Linked DNA regions of Mus musculus: regions 1 and 2 are each linked to region 3. A link is a loop called in an ENCODE intact Hi-C map of the cell type or tissue named here. Cell type or tissue: left cerebral cortex. All regions are shown on one strand.

Region 1 (8,000 bases), 55 kb after region 3:
ATTTCTGAACCTTTTCTTAACAAGTGATAAACTATTGTAGGTAATTTGGGTCGGCTTATAAAGTGCTAGGAGTTAAGAAATTATTATCAAAAGGGAGGGGGCAAGTTGAGAAATGGCTTCAGAGGCTGAGGGTGTCTCTGTAGTGTGCAATTATTATTGGGTTAGTATAAATTTATGGTACATAGTCTGGTAGGGCGCTCTGTTAGGAGGAGGAAATCTAGGCTCTTGGGTAATACTATAGTTAGATGGGCTGGCACATTGTAATTCTGAATTGCATTGACTTTACATATGTCAATAAAGATCTTTAAGAAATGAAGGATAAAAAATGGATGTCTCGGTGGGTAAGGATGCTTGCTGCCAAGCTTGAGGTCCTGAGTTCCATTCCAGAGAAGAGAACCAGCTCTCCATGTGCGTGCCATGGCATGCATGCTCTATACGTACGCATAAATAAATACGTGTGTGTGTGTGTGTGTGTGTGTGTGTGTGTGTGTGTGTGTGTGTGTAGTAAAAGATAGAAGAAGTAAGCCACCAGAGATAGAATTATCATCCTGTTTGCCAGCTGTAATCACAACCAGCATATTCACAATTACCAAGTGATGGGATCAGCCTGGGTGCCCATCGACAGACAAATGCATAAAGAAGATGTGAAATGCACACACACATGCATGGGCCTGTGTACAGCGTAGAGCACTATTCAGCCTTAAGAATGGAATTATGCAGATTGCAAGAAGATGGACGGGACTGGAAATCATCATGTTGTGTGGAATAAGCCAGACCCACAAAGATAGAATAACAGAGTTCCTTTTGTATTTGTTAAACAAACAACAACAAAAACAACAACAAAACAAAGCAAAAAAATAAATAAATAAAAAGGAAGGGAAGGCTTTGAAATAGAAGTGAGGGAGAGGGGAGGGGGGAGGGGAAGGAGAAAGCAGGTGAATATTTGCCTGAACTACATTGTATACATATGTGAAGTGTCGCAATAGAACTTATCTTTTTTTTTACATTAATGAATGAGAAAAGAATTAGTAAAGTCTTTAAACGCACCGAACAGGATAAGTATAAAAGGAAAAAGAAATACAGTTTTAGGGTGAAATTGTAAAACGTTGAAAATTCTTAACATCTCCGAGCTTTTTCTTTAATCTCAGCATCTGAAATGCTGAGGTAGGGCCTCTGTGAGTTCAAGGGCAGCCTGCTCGGGATACTCAGTGACACACCCCACCCTCCTAGGACAGCCTGATCTACAGAAAGTCCCAGGCAGCCAGGGCTACTTCTAATGAGACCTCACACCCAATACCCCAACCCCAACCTTCTCCCCCAAATAGAAAGTATCTCTGCCCTAACCTTTGGCTTTGCCTGCATCTGAGCCGTACTGGCTCAAGCTTGCCTATTTGTCTTTGCTTCTGTCTTGCGGAGTGGTCATAGGTCATCTTAGCTTTTGTGCCTGGGTTGTTTGTTACGATTACGTCATTTCCTCTTTATTTTTATAGCTAAATCTGACATTCCCTTCAGTACTCATAAATGTGTGATCATATACTAATTCATAGCTATATGAAGAAATAGCTGTCATTTTGAGGGCTGTCGAGTGTATTGAAGATACCCTGAAGCATGTCAGAGGCTCACAGAACCACTTCGACAGAATTAACCATTTAATGTGTCTTTTCCACAGCTCTATAATGAAGAGGTCCTTGACTTGTTTGATACCACTCGGGATATTGATGCAAAAAATAAAAAATCAAATATAAGAATTCATGAAGATTCAACTGGAGGAATTTATACTGTGGGCGTCACAACACGCACTGTGAATACAGAACCGGAGGTGACTGTGTTGTTAAAACAGAGCGTAGGGGCTTTCAAAATTGTCATTACTGATAGAACTCAAGATAAATACGTAAAATGGCTTTCGTTCAGTACAACGGAGTTAAAAATCTTGTCTGCCTTCTTTGTGCTTTTTCCCCCCCTAAAAGAACATCATTATAAAAGTATGAGAGTCCTAGCAAGATGTGTCAGGTGCCTTCTTTGTGCTTTTTCCCCCCCTAAAAGAACATCATGATAAAAGTATGAGAGTCCTAGCAAGATGTGTCAGGAACCTGGTGCCCACATGATGGAAGGAAAACCAATCCCCAAACTTCCAAATGTTGCTGTCTGATCCTATGCATGTACTATGTCTGACGCGTGTGCACACACACTGACATATGAATTGATGCCAAAATGAATTTAATGGAATACTGTTGCTAACTCCTTAGCATAACGTTTGTGTCTTGCTAATTCTTTACCATAACAACACCGAGAGAGGCCGTCATCCTTGGCAGATGATGTCTGAAGTTGGGTGCAGTGTGTGTACAGCTCACATGCCAGAGCTACAGAGGGCTAAACTGTGCTGAAGTACGAGGTTGTAATCCATTCGTTCTTTGCTCGTGAGGTTTAGGATTGTGTCTTGGCTTTTATAGGGACGCATTTAAGAAAAAAATAATAATCTTAAAAAAAATGAGAAGAAAAAACTCAAACAGGGACGCCTAACTGATTCGGATTACTGTGGAGTCCGTCGTCCCAAAGCCTTCTACTGTAACAGTTTGGAGTGGAAGCTGTAAATGTCAGCATAGGACGGACAATGGGACTTAGTGTTTTCTCCTAGTCAAAAAAAAAAAAAAAAAAAAGGAGAGTGCACCATTGTACTGAGAAGTTCAGCTGAGATGGGCCTATAACAAAAAGATAGGATGAGAGATCTTCCTTTATGTCCGTCAGCACAGTGGGTTTTAGCCGGCAGCTCAGCCAGAAGGTTGGCTGGTGCCTGTGTGTCAAGTGAAGCTTCTCTTCCCCGTTGCAGATGATGCAGTGTCTGAAGCTGGGCGCTCTCTCGCGCACCACGGCCAGCACCCAGATGAACGTACAGAGCTCTCGTTCACACGCCATCTTTACCATTCACGTGTGTCAAACCAGAGTGTGTCCCCAAACAGATGCTGTGAGTTCATTTTTCTTGTTTCTTAAACATTTTGCCTTTAGATCAGTACATCCTATGCACCTCTGGAGAGGCGTTTGATCCAGTTTTATTTGATTTTATTTGATTTTTTTTCTTCCTCTTAGTTTCCTTTTGTTGTTGTTGTTGTTATTTATTTAAAGGAAGCTGACCAATTGTGTAAGACTTTGGAAAACAAACAAAAATACTGAATATCTGTTTGTTATGACCAAGTGGAGGGGTCATCCTCTAGGCTCTTTGTGGTTAGGGCTGTTTTGTCTATTTTCCTTCATCAGCAGAGCCTTAGTTCAGTACAGCTGGAGATTGCTGTCCAAACTTTTTCTCTGATGTTTTCATTTATGCTTGCATGGCTATGCCACTGTTTCTCCAGCTGTGCAAGGGGGCAGATGTGGACAAGGTTACAGGGTGTTTGATGTCACATTAATGAGGAATCTTCGATTATCTTCCGCCATCCCAGGAGAACGCAACTGATAATAAGCTGATCTCCGAATCGTCGCCAATGAATGAGTTTGAGACGCTGACGGCGAAGTTTCACTTTGTTGATCTGGCGGGATCGGAAAGACTGAAGAGAACCGGAGCTACAGGCGAGAGAGCAAAAGAGGGCATTTCCATCAACTGCGGGCTTGTAAGACCACAAGAGACACGTGCCCTCTCTGCTGTCCCTCTCTGTTTAGCTTGGTTGGTTTGGTGATCATTAAGTAGTGCAGGCTCGCCTCACAATGATTCTCCTGCCTCAGACTTTGCCATCCTGGAGTTATAGACATACATTATCAGGGCCAGCTTCCTTTTCTCTACTGTATTCACAATATATCTCATGGAAATCCTCACTGTCTTGAAGGCTAAAGCAACAGTAATACATTGACCTTCTGACCACACTGTCTGTTATCCCACCCCCACGTCGCGGGCTTTCTTATGTCTTAGTTTGGCTCGCTCAACCTTTCTAGTATGTGCAAAAGCTGACAGATGGGAACAATGTTTTTAAACTTCTTTCCACACTTGAAAACATACATTCAAAGCAAGCCCTTAAAGTTAAGTATTTCCTTGGACAAGACACAAAGGTCACCTTGGTTGACATTTTGTGACACTGGTTTTATTGACTGTGTGGATCATTGGAAAGCTTTTTAACAGTTTATTTTTATTATGTCTTTGTATCTCAGAGTCTGATCTATTTTGTTGGAATTTTGTCCAGAGTCCAGAGATTTATCCATTTTTTTTTTTTTTTTACAAAATAGTTTGTATTAGGAATTAACTTTAATGCTCTGCCACCTAGTGGTATTTTGATAGGCAAACGCCTTGTGGTTGAGTTAGCAGAAGGTTTCATTATGTGCAAGAAAATATTTTAGAACACTCTTTTGCATGCCTTTCCTTCTTGCTCTCCTCATTATAGTATTAGACATCTGTTCCCGTGTAAGGAACAGCACTGCTAAATTCCTGTAATGGTGACACCTGGTCATATGCTTCTACTTGGACCCTTCTTGTCCTGCAGTGGGACCTCCAAACTTTAGGGGTTTTGTTTGTTTGTTTTTAACCAGTGCCCATTGATCCCAGTATGATTACATTTCTGTTAGGAACTGTCCAGTGAAGCTTATTAGAGAGACCCTAATCTCCCAATATCAAGGCCCTCATGGACAGGCTCCCTCGTAGTCAGGCCTGAGCCCTACACTTTGAATGTTGTCTCGGATGGATTAGGACACGTGTCCCGAAAGGGACAAAATCCATTGCTCAATTTCCCGTCGAGGCTGTTGAACTTTGGTGTGGCCAGTACTGAATTCCGTAGATTCTGGAAAAAGAGGCCGAGATACAGTATGACTCATGCCACTTGCTGGATGGTGACTTGGCCCTGACAGTCCGTGTTTCTGGTTGTCTCGTGACTGAAAGCTGATATGATTAGTGTGGGGAATGCGTTCCTCGTGGAGTCCAGCCCGTTCACGGCAGGAAAGTATAGCTATAGAGATATTAATGATTTACCTTTTATAACGTTGGATATTGAACACATATCATGTCATATATATATATATATATATATATATATATATATATATATATATATTTCTAAAGTATTACTTGTGTAGTGAATCCTTGCTCAGGGAAATGACACTAATATTTTCCTTGTGGCTATGAGAAGTATTAGCCACATAGACCATTTGTATTATAGCAGGAAACTTTCAAGGAGCTGGGGACTTGCTAAACGTTTGATTTAAATTGAGAAAAACTCATAATACGAATGAGTAGTTCCCTGAAGATGTAACCTGAGCTCCAGGCATGGTCAGACTTAGTCAGTCTTTAAACATTTCTGTTTTAAGGGAAAATCTCTGGACTCTAAGGGCTATGAGTAACACATGTGTTACTGAGCTTACTTGTATTTGGAAATACAAATGTGAATTAAATCCAAACACGGGGTTCTTAATTTTTATCTTGTTTCCTACAGGCTGTCCTTATTAGTTAAAAGCGCTCTAGTTAATAAGCATATGATTTTCCCCTCTCTCCTTTTCTCTGTCAGTTGGCTCTTGGGAATGTAATCAGCGCCTTGGGGGACAAGAGCAAGAGAGCCACCCATGTCCCTTACAGAGACTCTAAGCTGACAAGACTCTTGCAGGATTCCCTTGGGGGTAACAGGTATGTGTTCATCCGTGTTCTAGGTTTAGATTGCATACAATTTTTAAGGTGTTATCTGTAAGATGATTTATAAGAACTGCTTTTATTTTAAAGCAAATGAATAGGGCAAAAAAGTGACAGATACCTAAAATGTGTAAATCATTTTATACATAATAATTCTGGTAGTACTTATAATATTCTTTGGGTAGTGCTGATATTACTATTTTATTGACGAGTTAAAGTTGGGAAAGTTTGGTGATTTATTGAACACCGTATAAGTTTTAAAGGAAATCAGCAATACATGCTTGTTCTACAGTAGTGTAGCTTCTCATTTGCATACAGGAGAGGCCACAAGAATTTTGTTGGTAATAAATGAAACCTTCTAAATTACCACAAAGTCGTTTAAATATTATTGACAGTTTCTCACAAAGTCTAAGGTCGGAACTTGTTTTGTTATGCTGGAAAAGTTGTCAGAAAATGTCAGTTGGATAAAATGCAGGGCGTTTGCTGACGAGCTGTTGGATTCTGTGCTCTCTTACCCTCTAACCCTTTGCACTGGAGGACTTCATGGCTAAACATTTCCTTCTGCTACACAGTCCCTTCTTTCTCCTCCATTGACTGTGTAAATGGAAACTTTTGGGTTTTTGGCATTTGAATTCATTCATAGCCTATTTCAACAAGTTAAACACGCTCCGCACATTTCCTTGATTATGCTTTTAGTGGTCTAAAAGTCATGTTTATTGAGTAGAGGCCACACAATGAACAATCTGGGAATTACGTCTCTTTTTGGACTGCAATTTTTTAAAAAAGACTTTTGAATAATTTTGAATTTAGGTTTAAAATCAGTTTGCCTTAGAAAAAGATCTGTGTAATCCAGCAGCGTTTTAAAATATCTCTTCCTTTTATGTAATCTTGGCATGGTCTTCTTTCTCTTTAGATGTATTGCATGTTTGAATGCAATATGGCTTCCTTTGTTGCATATTTTAAAACCTGTTTTTAGTATTTTCCGTATGTTTTTCAGGATCAATCTAGTTTCATAACAAAGTAAAAATTGTTTTTGAGCCCAATGAACATTTTCTAATTTCCTTCCTTCCCTTCCCTTCCCTTCCCTTCCCTTCCCTTCCCTTCCCTTCCCTTCCCTCCCCCTCCCCCTCCCCCTCCCCCTCCCCCTCCCCCTCCCCCTTCCTTCCTTCCTTCCTTCCTTCCTTCCTTCCTTCCTTCCTTCCTTCCCTCCCTCCCTCCCTCCCTCCCTCCCTCCCTCCCTCCCTCTCTCTCTTTCTTTCTTTCTTTCTTTCTTTCTTTTGTTTTCCTTTTTTGCTTTTGAGACAGGGTCTTTCTGTATAGCCCTGGCTGCCCTGAGACTTCCTATGTTAGACCAAGGCTGACCTTGAGCTCACAGAGATCTACTTGCCCCCGCCTCCCAAGGGCTGGGGTTAAAGGTGTGCCCCACCACACTCAGCCCTCAGCCCTGTGTTCCTTTAAAGGTACAATTCTATAACTTGAACTGTGAAACGAGGCAGATCAGATGCATGTCTGCCCCTTACACATTTATATAGTTTGAATATTTTACCCCCTTGAGAGGTTGTTTGTTCTGCAAGCGTGCTGGGCTGTTCTCACTGTGGCTGGTGCTTGCCTGCTTGTTGAGGATCCTCCAGTGGCTCCTTACCTGTTTTCTAATGACGAGTCGCCCTTAGAGGAGACGACCCTTTCTGATTCTAACCTTACCGCACATCGATTTCTGCCTAAGCTTTCAGGATTGAGCACCTAGTTCAAAAACATTGTACTTTATTTAAATTTTGTGACGTAAAAGAGCTCCACGTCTCTTTTTGTAGCGGGTACCAATCACACATAAACAAAAAATAGGCTAAGGTTTAAGTATCACATATTTATATAATTTAGAGTTACAATTTTCAATAAACCAGCTTTTATATATTTTAATTATATATAATTAGACATATAATTATACTGTATATTACAGCTTAAAAATTCATGCCCAAAATGTGGAAATGGTGAAAAACATAAAGCATAAGTAAAACCAATTATATTTCTAAAGTATAATATGTATTCCACATGTATTGTTATGGTATGCTATACTGCACACCTGAGAGAAACAGATCACCATATTACCAATAGTTTCTTCTAAGTTAACGGTATCTTCTTTAAAAATAGAATTATAAAAGTAAACATTTTTTGATGTTTGCTTAGAGCAAACTAGTTCTTGAGACATATACCTTTGAGTTTTGTTTAATATAGGGTATTTTTCCCTTCCTTGCTCAATGCTAGCCAGCTCCTCTCCTTCCCGACTTTTCATAGTTCCTACTTAATTAGTTCCCGGTCTTAGTGCTTTTCAAAATATTTGTGAAATGCAAGCCTTCCTGCCTTCCAGTTCCTAGTTGACCACTACCATCCGTAACTGTCCTCCGTTTGC
Region 2 (8,000 bases), 110 kb before region 3:
GGCAGATGATAGATAAATACATAAATAAGAGAGAGATTGATAGATAAGAGATGATAGATGATAGATAAGAAATAAATAAGAGTTAGATAGAAAAATAGATAAGAGATAGCTATAGATATTGATTTAATTAAGAAAATGATTCAATTAAGAAAGATATACATATGTGTGTGTGTGTGTATATATATATGAGGTTTATTAGAGTGGTATACAGGCTGTGGTCCAGCTAGTCCAACAATGGCTGTCTACCAACAGAAAGTCCAATAATCCAGTTGTTGTTCAGTCTATAAGACTGGATGTCTCAGCTAGTCTTCAGTATATGCTGGAATCCCGAAGAAGTAGGCTCTCATAACAGTGAAGGATTGGACTTGCTAGTGAGGAGAGAACAAGGAGGCAAAGACAGCAAGCTCCCTCCTTCTCTGTCCTTTATATAGTCTGTTACCAGAAGGCTTAGCCCAAATTAAAGATGGATCTTCCCACCTCAAAAGATCAAGATTGAAAGTGTGTCTTCCCACTTCAAATGATTTAATCACGAAAGGAAGTTCCTCATTGCTGTACCCAGACCCTTGGGTTTTAGTTAGTTCCAGATTTAGTTAAGTTGACAACCAAGAATAGCCATCACAATGGCAAAACAAAATATTTTATCTATAGAAAATATCAAATGGTTTTTTTTTATAAAAAGCTTTTCTCCATGTATATCTCAGTATTTTTTTTTTTTGCACAAACCAGGTATTATTTTGAAGTCTGTCTAAGAAACATCACATAATTCTACAAATTGAGTGTTTAAAGTCAGTTGTGTTCCAGACATCAGAATGTCACCCTGGGAGAGCTGACATGACCTTCACACGTGTGCTTGGTGTTTTCTAGGCCATACATGTCTCTTGGAAGTCTCCGGGATCAAGTAATTTACCCTGACTCAGCGGATGACATGCGTGAGAAAGGTTACACTGACCAAGACCTAGAACGCATCCTGCACAGCGTGCACCTCTACCACATAGTTCAAAGAGAAGGAGGTAGACTGTGCCATTACTTTTAAAATGTGGTTTAACTTTATATACAAAGCAAGTCTGGGTTATGTGTGGTGGTGTGTGCCTGTCATCTTAGCATTTGGGACACAGAGGCAAGAGGAGCAGGAACTCAAAGCTGACAATAGTGAGGACTGTCCCAGGTGTCTATATAAAGTCTGTGATTTTGTTTGAATATATGAGATTATTAGACCATAAGCGTGTAAGTAGAGGTTTTATGTTTTTTCCACGCTTAATATCTTGGTTTTGTTTGTGTTGTGTTTAATATGGCACACTACAAGACTTTTACCGAGTAACCATAATGCCACATCTGGCATCTAAAGACCTTGATATTTAAGTGTACAAGTGTGTCCTGAGTTCGCTGACATTCTAGATGTATGCAGAGTGTGTGATAAACTATTTGCTTTCCAAGATCTCTCAGCTTATGTTAAATATAACTTTTGGAAGTGGATCTCAAATAACTTCTTTGATTTTAGTCTCACAATCTTTCTAATACACAGAGAGAGACACAGAGAGAGACACAGAGAGAGACAGAGAGAACAAATAAGAGATTACAGAACATAGAACCTTTGTTGAAGGTTCTTTCAGAATAATAGATATATGGAAGAGTGACAATATGCAAACATAAGAGCTTTCAATCCAATTAGTTCCTAATAGCTGTGCTTTCAAATGTTTTGGTAAGTCATACGATATTATAGCACAGAAAACTACCTAAAGAGCAAGCCAGAGTTCTCGGTTGGTTTGTGCCTGCACGGATCTCATGCTCTGTTTCCCAGCCTAATTACATTATTTTGAAAGAAAGAAAAAAAAAGTAGAGTAGATGCTTGAGAATATGGGCTTTTAGAGTTAAAGAGTCAAACCCTAATTAGCACTGCTTTCTGAGTCCTCAGTGGTAACATAGGGATAACGTTTATTCAACGTTTATGTAGTGATACATTTTTTTCAGCATTGCTGTGAATATTAAATGAAACTGTATGTGCAGCATCTACTGGGCTGGCACGTGCACAGCAAGTGCACATGGATCATGAGCTGATCCATACAGTAAGCAAATGAAGCCAGCTAGAAAGACACCACTATGTCTCTCTTTATGATGTCTGCTCCTGGACAAAAGCAGGCTTTCCTTTAGTGTCATATGGCCAATCCCTTCTCAGTTTCAAAATACTTTGACAGTATAAATGCTACATATTATGGGAAGACTAATAAATAGAAATTTAAAATAAACATGAAATATTCCGGTTTTTTTAGAAGTCATTCTTGAATATTTTTAAGGTGTGCCAAGCCTAGAGTTTTATACCTCCTTGCTTAGGACACATAACAAATTTTGTTTGTCCTTTTCCCCATAAATAAAAGAGTCTCTGGACCTTAGTAATGTAATAGGGCCAGTTATAGTTTGTTGAGTTTTACTGCACAGAATACACCATGTTCAAACAATTATATATTGTGTTGTTTGATGTTCATGGAGCTTTGCTCTCTCCATTGTACAGATTTAAGTCTGGAAGACTTAACACTGGGCATAGTCGGTGCTCTGATGTGCCCATATCTCCTAGCTTTTCAGACACAAGAACCATTACTTAATTTCCCACAAATACATCTTTCCTAAGACACTAGTTTTACTTACTCTGTAAAAACGAAGCATCTAAGCAGTCCGTCCTACCGCTGTGGTCCAAATCCCTACCTCAAGTCATCAGTTGCACTTCATAATTACTATAAAGTTTGGCCACAGAAAAGTATTATTTCGACATTTCTCTCTTTTTTTTTTCAGAAGCAAGCCATCATTTTTAGGTTTCAACATAGTCTTACAAAGATCTATTTTTAAATAATTGAGAGCCCTCTGAAGAGGTCAATCTGATGTTGTCAGTGACAAATAATGTTAAAGTCTTTTGCTCTAGATACTACTGTGTTGATTTTTTTTTAAAGATTTGCTTCTAATTTTGCAGATGTATATTGGGAGGTAAGGACAGGTACAAGTGCAGGCATTGGGTCACTGGGAGCTGATGGTGCAGGTGGCTGCGAGCCACTTAACATGGGTGCTAGGAACCAAACTCAGGTCCCCTGCGTGAGCAGTGCGTGCTTGTAACCACAGGATCATCTCTCCTGCCCTGGTATTATGTCTTCTTGTCCCGAATTTCTCTCACCTCCCCTACCTCCTCCTAGATCCTTTCTTACCCTTCATTTCTTTAAATAGGTTACTTTTATTGTGTTTCCTTTTTAACATTTGGGACAGAGAACGCTTCCAGACTTTTTCAAATTTTAAAAACAGCATAAGATGTATCCTCAAAATTAGCCTTCCCATCCTTGTTCTCTGTAATTTTCATCTTCCTACTTCTTTTAGTTTCTTATTCATAAATTCAGGCTTTTTTTTTTTTGAGACAGAGTATCACAGCATAGCCCAGACTGGCCCCCAACTCATGCTCCTTTGCCCTTGCTCCTGTCTGGGGATTACAGGCGTGTTACACTGAGCCTGGTGTAGTTTTACACTTTCTAAAACATGCAGTAAATTTTATAACAATCCCTAAAGGAAGAAAACCTTAAAAACATCAAGATGAATCCTGATTTAACAACATGTATTATTCTGTCCAAGGTTCTGACCTTTTGCATGCTAAAAAATAAATCTGTGTACTTCCTTTTAATTAGCAAAAGAATTAAGTCATTGATCGGATCATTTGGTTTTGGGTTTTTTTTTTTTCAGGTACCCACAGTAATAAAACAATAAAAGATTCTGTGTCTTCTTGTAACCTAAAGTCAGGTTTACTTAGGAAGGTTAATAATGAGAAACAGGCAGCTAAGGGAGAAGGATGGGTGTGGGGCATGTCCCTTCTCCAGTGGGAGAATTAACCCCAGAATACTGAAGATGTGAAAATGTTGCCTCCAGTGTTTGTCAAGTATGGGCAGTCATTTTCTCCTCTAAAAAAATGGATTCTGCAGAACTGTGATTTTGTTCTTAAGTAATCTTTTCTAGTTAATTATGTAAGATGGTCACTTTAAAAAAAATCAGATATTGCAAAAGTGTTAACTTGAAAAATAAAACTCTCAAAATTCTACTCCCAGATGTGTGCCTGGGAGGTATCTGCACATATTCAGAAGTGTGGCCATAATATATGTCGTTCTGAAACTTGGATTCTCATTAAAATTTTTCTGGTATTATTTTCATATTAGGATAGAGAAATAGACCTATAGATATTTGTGCCTGCTTTGCAAATTGATATTAAGCAATCAGTCACTAAAATGTTTTAAGAGATAGGCTGCATAAACTGTGAAAACATTAAATAAGCCTAAATATAGACCCTAGCTCTGAGAGATAACTATAACTCAGATGTTTCTGTTTCTCCATGAGTTTTGGACTATCCACTTGTAAAATGCAAATAAAGGCAACTCTCTTATAACCTGCAGAATATTAAAAAAAAAAAGACTTGTATAAAGTACCAGGCTTGTGGGAACTTTTTATCTTAGTTCCTCCCACGCTGTTTGGGGGCTTGGCAATTGTCCTATGAACATTAATAATAGATCGTTTCTCCCACTGCCCTCCACAAGTCAGCATGTGTGCATCAACCCTTTGAACAGGCAGAGTAACAAACGTGCTTTATTGGTGGCAGTGTTTACAACTCTTTCAAGGCATCTATCAGTGTAAGGAGTCACTACTCTTAAAAGAATATCATATTTAAAATAAAATCCTCATACCCGTGGCTCTCAAGACTATCCACCTGCTCTGCAAACTACAAGGCTCCTCCCATTTTCAATCAAAATAGTCCAGCAATCTCTCGTGCAGAATAGGATATGGTAACAAGTCGACAAGCATCTACAACCTGTGTGTTTATTTATTTGTTTGTGTGTATTTTTTTTATTTATTTTCTAGGATGGGATGCAGTCATGGACTGGAAAGATGTCCTTTCCGGAGGGGAGAAGCAGAGAATGGGCATGGCGCGGATGTTTTACCATAAGTAAGTACGCTACGTTCAGGGAACTATAGCCACTACTGATAGAACAAGACCGCACTCGGCAGGATGCAGCAGTCTCATCTTAGGTTAGATACCATGTGACTGGAAGACTGGACAGATGGCTCAGTGGGTAGAGACGCTTCCACCAATGATCCCCTAGACCTTCCTAATGCTGCCACCTAACACAGTTCCTCACACCGTGCTGACCCCCAGCTATAAAATTATTTCATTGCTCCTTCCTAAGTGTCATCTTGCTACTGTTATGAATCATACTGTAAATATCTGATATGTGATCCACCCGCCCCCGCAAGGGGATCACAGCCCACAGGTTGGGAACTGCTGTCCTACGTCCATGGGGTGGAAGGAGAGACTCAACAACTATTGCACATTGTCTTCTGCCTTCCACACACACCGTGGTGCAAGTGCTCAAACACACGTTCACACGCATACATACAAGTAAATGATAGGGAGCCAATAAATCCACAAAGCATTTTAAAACCAAAGGTGGGAGAAGACAGAGGGACCAAATGGCATGTTGAAAAAAATATATCTTACAGAAGGTGTGAAAAAAATCTGTACTTTTAGGTTTGCTTAGTATAAAGTATTAGATTCTCCAGGTGTTTTAGTTTTTAGCTGCTTTCTATTGAGTGACTTAGATAAAAGACTCTTTGGAGGGCTAGATTAAAGGTTTATGTGATCTGAAATTTAAAATAGGATTTTTCCTAGATTTAAAATGTGAAGAATGTATATTGGTTAAACCAGTTGTTGCACATTTGGGAATTTCTCTGAATTGTTAAATTGGATCTAAATCAGACTCTCTAAAATATATTACCAATAATTATACCACAAATACATTATTTTATGTGCAATCCATTTATAATTAACTATAAATGAGACATCAGAATTATTCAGTTGGATCTAAATCAAGTTTAAGTGGTCCTTAATCTAATTTTCCTTCCTCAACTGTTACAATTAGTGAAAAGAGTTACAATTAGTGAAAAAAAAATGTGCTTGCACACGTCTTAGTGAACACAGAAGAAATAATTTTTAATTTAATTATTTTATTTATCTGTATCCCAAATGATGTCTCCCTGCCAGAGTTCTTCATCCCCTTTGCCTCTGAGATGCTGTTCCCCCATACCATTTCCGGAAATATTGAGTCTCTACAGGATTAGGTGCCTCCTCTCCCACTGAGGCCAGACAGGGCATTTCTCTACTACATATGTGCTGAAGGCCTCGGACCAGCCGGTATATGCTCTTTAGTTGGTGGCTTAGTCTCTGGGAGCGCTGGTCTTTCTTTGGGGTTGCCATGCCTTTCAGTTCCTTTAATCCTTCCCCTAACTCGTCCCTAGGGGTTCCTGCCTTTAGTCCAGTGGTTGGCTGTAACTATCTGCATCTGTCTCAGTCCACTGCTGGTAGAGCCTCTCGGAGGACAGCCATGCTAGGCTCCTGTCTGCAAGCACAGCATAGCATCAGTAATAGTGTCAGGCTTTGGTGCCTGTCCATGGGATAGATCTCAAGTTAGGCTAGTCACCGGACGGCCTTGCCTTTAGTCTCTGCTCCAGTTTTGTCCCTGCATTTCTTTTAAACAGGAACAATTCTGAGTCAAAAATTTTGAAAATGGGTGGGTGGCCCCGTCCATTCCACTGGGGTCCCTGTCTTAAGGTAACCCAGACTCAACAGGACATTCATTGTATGTATTCACCAATAAGAAGTTATTAGCTGAAAAGTACAGAATACTGTTGATACAATCAACAACCCATAAGAAGTTTAACAAGAAGGAAGACCCAAGTGAGGATGCTTCAATCCCACTTAGAAGGGGGAACAAAATAATCATGGAAAACAGAAGGAGGGGGGTCCCTGGGTAGGAGAGTGAAGGGTGAGAAAGGGGGGCAGGAACAGATATGGGGGTAGACAGGAAAGACACCCAGAGGGCCAGGAGAATGAATGGAAATATTCAGCTGCCAGGAGTCAGGAGAACCTCAAGAAAGTCCCAGAGACCCGGAATGTGAGAGGCTCCCAGGATTCAATGGGGGTGACCTTAGCCAAAATGCCCAACAGTGGGGAGATGGAACCTGAAGAGACCACCTCAGTAGATGACAAGAAATAATTTTTATAGAGCTTTTCTCTGTGACATCAGCTTCATGTACTTCAAGAACTCTAAGCCAAAGCTCTGCAGAGGAAATCCAGACACTGTCCACATTCATCCGTTCTGTTTGTCATGCTCTTTTCTGAAATGAGAACTTTTCAGAGTGACGTAATGTCTAGATTTCTCTTGGGATCTAAAACCCTTTTTATACCTATTTATTCAAACACAAGATGAGTTTTACAGATAAAGAAAGATCTTGCCACAGTTGAGGATGGTCTGAAATTTTTCTCTCCTGAGAGCTGGTGGTCAGTATGCCGCACAACAGCCAGCTAAATGTTGTGTTTTGTTGTTCTCTCAATTACATTTTAATCTTTAAAAGTCTGATCTTTGTCCCCTCCTGCCTCAGCCTAATCTTATTATTACATTTTATCTATCTATCTATCTATCTATCTATCCATCCATCTATTATTTATCTATCTATGCATATATCTACCTACCTATTATTTATCACCTATATATCATCTATCTACCCATAATCTATCTGTCCATCTGTCTACCTATATATCTTTTCAGTGTGTATGTGTGCATGCATTTGTGTTTGCATGTATGTATATGTGCATGCTGCATATGTCTCACAGGCATATAAGAGGACAATTTGCAGGAAATAAGTTCTGTCCTTCTACCTTGTGCATTCTGGGAACAAACTCCTGATGTCAGACTTGGCAGCTGGAAGTTTTACCAGCTGAGCCATTTTATTTTTTCTATCTTACATTTCAAATTACTGACTCTTGTCGTTTAGGATGCTGCACATTTTAGATTGGTCTGTTTGCTTGCAATCTTGTTCTTCTAATTTCCAGTCTAAATAAAACCAGGCAATTAGAGAAAAATGAATGGTTAGATTTAAGTCTCCCAGTATGATTATGTGGGGTGTGATGTGTGCTTTGAGCTTTAGTA
Region 3 (8,000 bases):
TGGAGGCCGGCTGGTTCACCACAAGCTTGAGTTAGCAGAATGGAGATGTACTAAGAAGTGAAAGACCTCCGTAGTAGAGCAGGCACTGTGTACCAAGCCCTGGGTTTGTTCTCTGGGATGGAACTCCCCAGCCCCAAGTTGACAACACAATTTCTGAGTCACTCTTCCACAGTGTTCCTACTGTTCACGTAAGAGTGAATGAAATACGTGTCCGTGTATGAATTTATAAATAGAAATTGTATAGTTTATATGACTTCACGTGCCTCAAGTGCCATTGTGTTCCCATTTGAGCTGGCATTGCATGATATGAAGACGAAGAGTAAAATTCATGGAAATACTCCAAAAATTTTACTGTGTGGAGAAAGAACTATGTTTCTTTACAAATGAAACATGGTAACTAAAAAGATCTTAGAAGGGGAAGACCTCACATTTTTATCCATTCAATAGCACTTTATTCACATCCCTAACACACTTGTCATTTATAGATTACGGTTTTACATTAGTAGTGCAAATCTGTAAATTGGCCCTCGCTGAGTGGTGCTACTTAGCTGTGCGTGGTCAGGAAAGCCTCTTTGGGGAAACGGCACTTAAGCTGATATTGAGATGTTCAAAAAAACCGAGGCCATGAAAAGACTTGGGAAACAGCATTCCAGGTAAAGGGAATAGCTACTCTAAAGACCCCCAGAAAGCAAACAAATATATGGTATTTCAGAACCAGAAGACCCCATCCCCAAAAAGCAGTAGTTAAGGAGCAGAGTCACTAAAGATGAGTCCGGAGTGTGAAGGGCCTAAGTCTAGAAGAATTTAGGCTCTTTGTGGTAGGTCACCATTGGAAAGTTTCAGGTCACGGAATGAGAGGAATGGCTGTTAGCATGGAGGTAAGAGGGGACTCTGGGAGCCCACCCTGGGCTTTTGTAACCGTAGAATTTACCCTTCTCTGTAGCAATTGTTATAGGCCTATTGGAATTTCTAATGTACTTGCAGACTTTCAAATCCCAGAACTAAATAGCTAATCCTTTGTATTCGTGGCATTGGTTTATTCTCTGTATCACTGGTGTCTAGCACTGTTTGCACCCTGCAGCCATTTCCTAAGCATTCAGTAAATAAATGTTCTCAACAGGATCTAAACCCTTGCATGGTAAAAGCTCCGACTTTGGGATTTTCTTTTTTAATGTAAGGTTATTAATTAGAGGAGTTACAGGGAAATATTACTTATAAAGAAATCTCAAAAAATATTATTCAAAATTAAGCATTGATTTTAGAACATTCAGCATTTAGAATTTGAAGTTATGCATGGCCTTTGCCTGAATATGAACCCAAAGCCCTAGCTATTATTGATGCTATTTGGCCAGACGTTTCAATCTGGTGGCTTGAGACTAGAGATGGTCAGACACAGTTTGAGGTTGTTTTTGCATGGTGTGTAAATATTATGCAGAATTAGTTGTTAATCTTTAAAACTAAGGCGTTTTTCACATAAGGATTTGATTTTTCTTTTTCACTTGAGGAACAACAAACATACAACCAAACCAAAAATGTGGCCACACAGGATCTGGGTGCCAGTAGATCTAGTCCAGGCAGAATGGGGACAGCTACTTCCTTAGGAAGGGGCCCGCCTTCTCGGTTTTATTTTATATATTCTCGACTTTGCTTCCTCCACTTCCTTAAGCTACCTGCCCAGTTCTTGAAGCACATGATTTGTGACAGCTCTTTTTTGAGACACATAGGTACTGTTGCTATCTAAAGTGAAGACTTTGAGAAGGTAATATATGTTGCTTTGTTGCTGTAGGTTGATCTCTTGTTCTTGTCCTTTATCGCAGAAACGAGGTGGTCAGACCAGATCCATCCACGCCTGGACCTGTCAAGTTAGGACAAAATGTGGCTCCATTATGTTGGTGGAGAAATATCGAGGCTAGGGAAGGCTCTCCAGGGAGAGGCCGGAGGACAGCTTTGTTACCAGTTTGTCACACAAAGGGACATTATAAAGTTTTTTTTTACCTTCCACCTATGTTGTCTGTAACGATTTAAAGGTAAGAAACAAAGTACATAGGACTGCCTCTAAGAATAAATACCATAGGCCATCTACCCATGGGTATACAAGGTTCAAACTTCTTTCTGAACCCAATATACACTGTGTTCTAGGACACTCTCTGAGCAGGGCGATCAGGTGTGTGATTTTAGTTTTTATCTGCTTGGGCCAGTGCTTTTATTTAGATAGCGACATTTAATCTATTATACTGTTTTGTATGAACCCACATGTTTATTTACTGAAATGTACGGAACAGTCCACAAAAGATACTCTGTGGCAAAGCTAACAAAGGCTGTTTCCACAGAGCTATCTAAAGGCATGTGGAAGGACAATGATGACGTGCAGAACACACAATGGGACACTGTTGACAGAATCTCGGGATCCCGGAGGAGCTTTTGAAAGGCCAGCAGGGAAAGAAAATCCGTTTGCAAGGATTTACCACGCTGCACGCCTCCATGGAAAGCAGTTGTGGAAATGCTTGGCAGTACCAGGGCCCGGAGCACTTTGCATGTGCATAGGACCGAACAGTAATGCACTGAAGAGGCAGAGGGGTGGAAAATCGTTCCACGTCCCAAGAGATCGGGCAGAGGACAGGGCCAGGTTTGGGAAAGGGGTCAAGGTCCGTGCCACAGAGGGGGCAGGTGGCTGCGGGGACGCGCCTCCGGTGGATGGGAGGGGGAGGGGGGGTCGGCTCGCCTCCGCGCGGTGCCGCGCCCGCCTGGCCGTGCCGCCGGGGCGGGGCGCACCGGACCGGCCACGGCTGACGCAGGGCAGCGCGGAGCCTGGCGAGTGGGGGCAAGGGGCGGCGCCGCCCTGAGTCACCGCCCCCTCCCGCGCCTCCGCGCCGCCACCTTTCCATTCAGTCGCCCAACATGGCTGGAGCACGGCGCTGAGCCCTCGCCACCGTCACCGTCACCGCCGCCGCCGCCGTCACCACCGCCGCCGCCTGCCCGGAGCGCTCGGCACGGAGCTGAGCCCCGGGCGGCCGCAGGCATGTTGGGCGCTGCGGACGAGAGCTCGGTGCGCGTGGCTGTCAGGTGAGCTGCGGGTGGACAGGAAGGAAAGCTGAAGCCAGCAAGCGGACGAGCGGGCGGGCGGACTCTCCTGCTGCCCGCTCCGGGGCCGGTGCGTCGCATCGCTGCTTCTCGGGGGAACAGCAGTGGCTGCCCCGCACCCCCACACCCCGGAGGATCGGGCGCCGCTCGCTGCACGCACGGACGCCTCGCGTTTGGCCTCCGGGTGAGCGTCGCCCGGTGTCCCCGGGAGTCGCCGCTGCCGCCCTGCAGGTGGGCCCGAGGTGTCTGTCCCCACCCCCCACTCCCTCCTCTCCAGCCCAGCCCCTGCCGCGCCGGCTGGGTTCGGAGCCGCAGACAAAGCGTCGCGGTGACAAGCGCGCCGCCCGCGCCCACTCGGGTCCCCGCGATGGCGTGCGTCGCGACACCTGGCCTCGCAGGTGTGCTGGTAGGGAGTGTGTTGCGGGACATAGGCACCCGCGGGAGGTCTGGAGAAGGCAGGCAACGTCAGCCAGCCGGAGGGTTAGATGGGCGACTGGGAGAAACAACCTGAGGTTAGTTAAGCACCTTGGATGTTGACAGTGACATCACATACGCCTGGGGTTGAGTTTTGAAATGCTGGCTGTGTCACCTTGTTGTGGTTAGTGACGGTGACATGGACATTCGGTGTAGTTTGGCTGTTTTGATGCATCGCAAGAACTCCGACAGTTGCTCTTGGAAAACTGCAGCATCATCACACTGAAAAATTAATGAAGCATTCCTCTTAGACCAAGTGCATGGCTTCCATTGCTCTGATAGTATACTGTTAACTCAGTTACAATATAAAGATTATAAAGAGAGCCTGTCTTCAGAGAAAGCCAGAATTCGTAAACATCTGTCAGCGCCTTAGTCGAAAAATTGAAAGTTACATAATGTAAGCGTTCCTATGGTTATTTTAGTGACAAATCTTGATTAAGCCCAGAAGTGGCAGTTTTGCATGTCCTGGGTCTTTAATTGTCTTAAAGCTGGGCAGTGGTGGCACATGCCCTAATCCCAGCACTTGGGAGGCAGTGGCAGGCGGATTTCTGAGTTCAAGACCAGTCTGGTCTACAGAGTGAGTTCCAGGACAGCCAGGGCTACACAGAGAAACCCTGTCTCGAAAAACAAAACAAAACAAAACAAAACAAAACAAAAAAAGAATAAAAAGAAATGGGAAGGTATTTTGATTCCTTTATTCTGCAGATAATGGAATTACCATAGAATGGAGGTGACGGTTTTATTAGGTCTGGCCCTTAATGGCCTTCCTGTCTTTGCCTTCCACGTCCCTGGTCCTGATGCACACATGATTCATATTTTAAGGCCAAACGAAAGCTAGTAGGATGAATAGGAAGAACAGTCTCATCTAGTAATGGAAGATATAGTCCAGGAATAACAGAAAAGGGGAATAAAAAATTTCAAATGTTTTACAACGGAAGTGTGTAAAGAGTCGTAAAACCGTCACATGTTTTAGATCAGGTAAAAAGCTTATTCCTCATAATCTGTGACTTTAAAGCTGTTTTTTTTTTTTTTTTTTTTTTTTTTTTTTTTTTTTTTATGTCTTTCTTACTGACGGGGACAGGAAGATTATTAAGTCAACCTTCCAAAATTAAACTGATAGCATAGACGGAAAGAGAGTTACAACCCAGAAAGCTTACATGTGCAGCCCTGGTTCTTACCCCCGTGCCTGTGCAGGTGAGAGACAGGGCTATGCCTTACCTCGTTTTACTCAGTGTAAAAGGTCGTCAGCATCTTCCCGATCCTAGACTAGGTCAATTACAAGTGAATAGCCTTGGCAGACTATTTCTATCTGGACATCTTAGAGGAGAGCGAGTTCACCACGAGAGGGAGTGAACTGAACACTCCCCGGGTCCTCCAATCCAGTCTGCTTTCCAGTTGTGGAGAAGTAAATGCATACAAATGTTGGGTCTAGACAGAGAATTAACAGAGGATTTGGCCCTCTTTCTCCTTTACGACAACGAGACGATGAGCAGTGGAGAATTGGGCTGTTCTTTCATAAAAGCAAGTGCGTTCTCCAGGTGCGTGTGTTCTAGTGGGCTTAGAGGGTTTGTAAAATAAGCGCCCGGGAAAGATGCTGAGCAGAAAGTTTCTAGCTGAGGGAGAATGGTTTTTACTCTGTTTCGGGGGATATTTTGGTGTTTGAGTTGTCTGTAGGTTGTCTTTCATTGAGAAGGGATATTGATTCAGAAAGTTCAATGTGGCAGCCAAACACCTGAAATATGGTTAAGCTCCATAACTAAAATTTAAGTTTAAATTATTATTATTATTATTATTATTATTATTATTATTATTTTGGTTTTTCGAGACAGGGTTTCTCTGTGTAGCCCTGGCTGTCCTGGAACTCACTTTGTAGGCCATGCTGGCCTTGAACGCAGAGATCCAACTGCCTCTGCCTCCTGAGTGTTGGGCCTAAAGGAGTGCGCCACCAGGCCCTGCTCAAATTTGTGGTTCAGTTTGCTGTGTTCTTGCCTTACTGAAGCTTGCTATGTTTTTTATTTATTTGAGGCAGGGTCTCATTGGGTTGCACTGGTTAGCTTGGAACTGGGAGCGCCACTTATATCAGCCTCCTTTGTCCTGAGGGCTGGGATCGTTAGTTTAGGAAGTAATAGAAAGGAAAGAGAGAAGAGACCAAAGAGGTAGAAGTTGAAAGTCAGCGAAATCCTTTTATTTATACAACATGGGTTAATTCTTTATCTTCAGATAGGGGTTACTAACTGCCCTACTTTGCTCTCTGTTGCTGTAATAAACACAAGGACCAGAAATAACTCGGGGAGGAAAGAGTTTATTTGACCTTACACATCCTGATCACAGTCTATCATTGAGGGAAGTCAGGGCAGCAACTCAAGCGTGAACTGTGGAGGAACAGTGTTTTCATATATAAACCAGGGCCAGCCATCTAGAGGTAGTGCCAACTGTGCTGGGCCCGCCCACATCTATCATTGGTCAAGAACATGCCTGCAGACACGCCCACAGGCCAGTCTGATGGAGGCAACGCCTCACTTGAGGTTCTTCGAGTTTGTGTAAAGTTGACAAAAAGTAACCAGCACATAAGTGTGAAAGGTGTGGTGGAACGAGTTTATTAGTTAGGATGGCACTGGGTTTCAGGTTTCATATTTCACTATCGTTGCTGCTTGCCCTCCTGCTGTCTGATTTGCTAATTGCTTACTATTCTGATGAGTAATTATGGGGTAGCGAATGTGTACCAGGACTTTCAGTTTAGTGAAGCCATGAAAACAGAAATTACCCTGGAGGCTAATACCATAATCTGCTCTTTCTCATTGATTTTTCTTCCAAAACAATGCAATATTTATTATTCTGGATTTTCTTCCCTAAGACATACTACATGCCTGTGAGATTCTGACTCAGAAATCATCATCATCATCATCATCATTATTATTATTATTATTATTATTATTATTATTTGTCAAAATCATTCATGATCTGGCATTATCCAGATTAGAAAGCAAGATGCATATTTGTAAAAGGCAAAATATACTTGATATGACTAGAGGAGTTTTAATCATAAGCAGCAAACTTGCTGGTATTTTAGTATTTCCCTCTGAACTGGATGGGCACTTATGAACTAACTGTATTTCATTTGTTTTTCCCTGTGGATTAACTATTTTATCTTCTCAGAGTAGTTTTCCTTTGGTTGCAGCTTCATTTCAAGCAAGTGGTAGTCAAGTCAGAGACTAGCCCATGCTTATTCTGAAATATTGCTGCACGTTTAAGAAGTACATTAAAATTCACATGTCATTTGTTTCTTATAAGTCATTGAAATTGTGTGTTAAACGTAATTTTGGTGTCCTAGAATTATAGACAAAGTGGATTTTAAAGCAGAAAGGCCCCTTCGGGAGGCTAGCTGCTCAGGGCCACTTATTGAGTTGACAGCAGAGGCCCAGACATGTAGAAACCTCTGTCTGAGGGCACAACAGTCTGATCTGCAGTGTGGATCTAGGCTTCATGTTTTTCTTGAGTCACCTAGAAATCGAGTATCATATATAACTTGATTAAAAGTACCAAGAGTTTTAACCCTTTAAGGACACATACTGAAACTTGAGTTGGTGCTGAGATGAGTGTCTCCACTATTGCTGTCCATTAGTTTTGCGTTATGAATCCCTCGACTCTAGGACTCAACTGGTAATTCTAATAAAGCCCTGCGAAGGTAAGGAAGGACCCTTGTGGCAGAAATCCAGCTCTAAGGTTTTGAGATTCCGGCAATATTAAAATATGAAGAATATCAGAACTGTGTTGTAAAACAAAAAAAAATCATACCAACTTTTGTATTGATTTGTTTTTGTTTTGTTGTTTTTGATTTATTTAAGGATGGGGTTTCTCTTGGTAACAGAACCCGGGCTTTCGTGGACTTTGTAGACCAGGCTGGCCTTGAACTCACAGAGATCTGCCTGAGTGTTGGGATTAAAGGCGTGCGCTGCCACACCCGAGTTATACAAGTTATTTGTAGTATTTACATATATTGATGCTTTCACAACAGTCTTATAAATGCAATAGCTAACAGTCTAGTTATGAAATAATTTAAAGCATACCCATTACCCTTCCCTCCCTTATGAATTCTAGGCCTGGGGCAGGTGGTTACAGCCTAAGCCCCATCTTGGTTCTTAAGAGTTTTGTTTTGTTTTTTTCCCTCCAATATACTAAAGAATTATCACATCTCCCAGTAATAATCTTACTTTAGGGAAGATGGCAGGAGAAGATGGCAGGAGAAGATGGCAGGAGAAGATGGCAGGAGAAGATGGCAGGAGAAGATGGCAGGAGAAGATGGCAGGAGAAGATGGCAGGAGAAGATGGCAGGAGAAGATGGCAGGAGAAGATGGCAGGAGAAGATGGCAGGAGAAGATGGCAGGAGAATGGGGTAGGAGTGGGTGGGGATTGTTTGTGGAGATTGGGAAGGAGACACAGAGATG

Evidence for each region. Hi-C counts contacts between places; a loop is a spot of excess contacts. Peaks named below come from ENCODE experiments on the same cell type or tissue, not always from the same donor. Only the 100,000 strongest peaks of a DNase experiment are listed, where the experiment ranks them.
Region 1: a loop joins it to region 3, with 2.4 times the contacts of the local background. A loop is called at or near these places in 6 of 42 quality-filtered maps.
Region 2: a loop joins it to region 3, with 2.7 times the contacts of the local background. A loop is called at or near these places in 5 of 42 quality-filtered maps.

The regions. Positions count from the first base shown.
Region 1 is chr15:90,989,303-90,997,302 of GRCm38, reverse strand. It overlaps Kif21a (kinesin family member 21A), which reads left to right. Exons shown (of 37, transcript NM_001109040.2): 4 at 1,670-1,819; 5 at 2,828-2,962; 6 at 3,435-3,602; 7 at 5,478-5,593. Among named protein-coding and RNA genes, the nearest start is that of Gm52216, 35 kb to the left of the region's middle. In left cerebral cortex, a CTCF peak has its summit at 4,248 (motif pointing left); a DNase peak (open chromatin) is centred at 4,797.
Region 2 is chr15:91,156,064-91,164,063 of GRCm38, reverse strand. It overlaps Abcd2 (ATP-binding cassette, sub-family D (ALD), member 2), which reads left to right. Exons shown (of 10, transcript NM_011994.3): 7 at 865-1,010; 8 at 4,876-4,960. Among named protein-coding and RNA genes, the nearest start is that of Abcd2, 32 kb to the left of the region's middle. In left cerebral cortex, no CTCF peak of the experiment used is centred here; DNase peaks (open chromatin) are centred at 411 and 3,200.
Region 3 is chr15:91,044,722-91,052,721 of GRCm38, reverse strand. Kif21a (kinesin family member 21A) reads left to right here and starts at 2,771. Exons shown (of 37, transcript NM_001109040.2): 1 at 2,771-3,063. The coding sequence starts at 3,020. It overlaps Gm52215, which reads right to left. Exons shown (of 2, transcript XM_030248879.1): 1 at 4,774-8,000; 2 at 2,821-3,777. The coding sequence starts at 3,510. The coding sequence ends at 2,845. It overlaps Gm36710 (a long non-coding RNA gene), which reads left to right and starts at 1,669. Exons shown (of 2, transcript XR_384343.1): 1 at 1,669-1,724; 2 at 1,818-1,999. In left cerebral cortex, CTCF peaks have their summits at 2,983, 3,207 and 4,893; DNase peaks (open chromatin) are centred at 3,748, 4,323, 4,876, 6,007 and 3 more places; H3K4me3 peaks cover 3,102 bases; H3K27ac peaks cover 2,741 bases.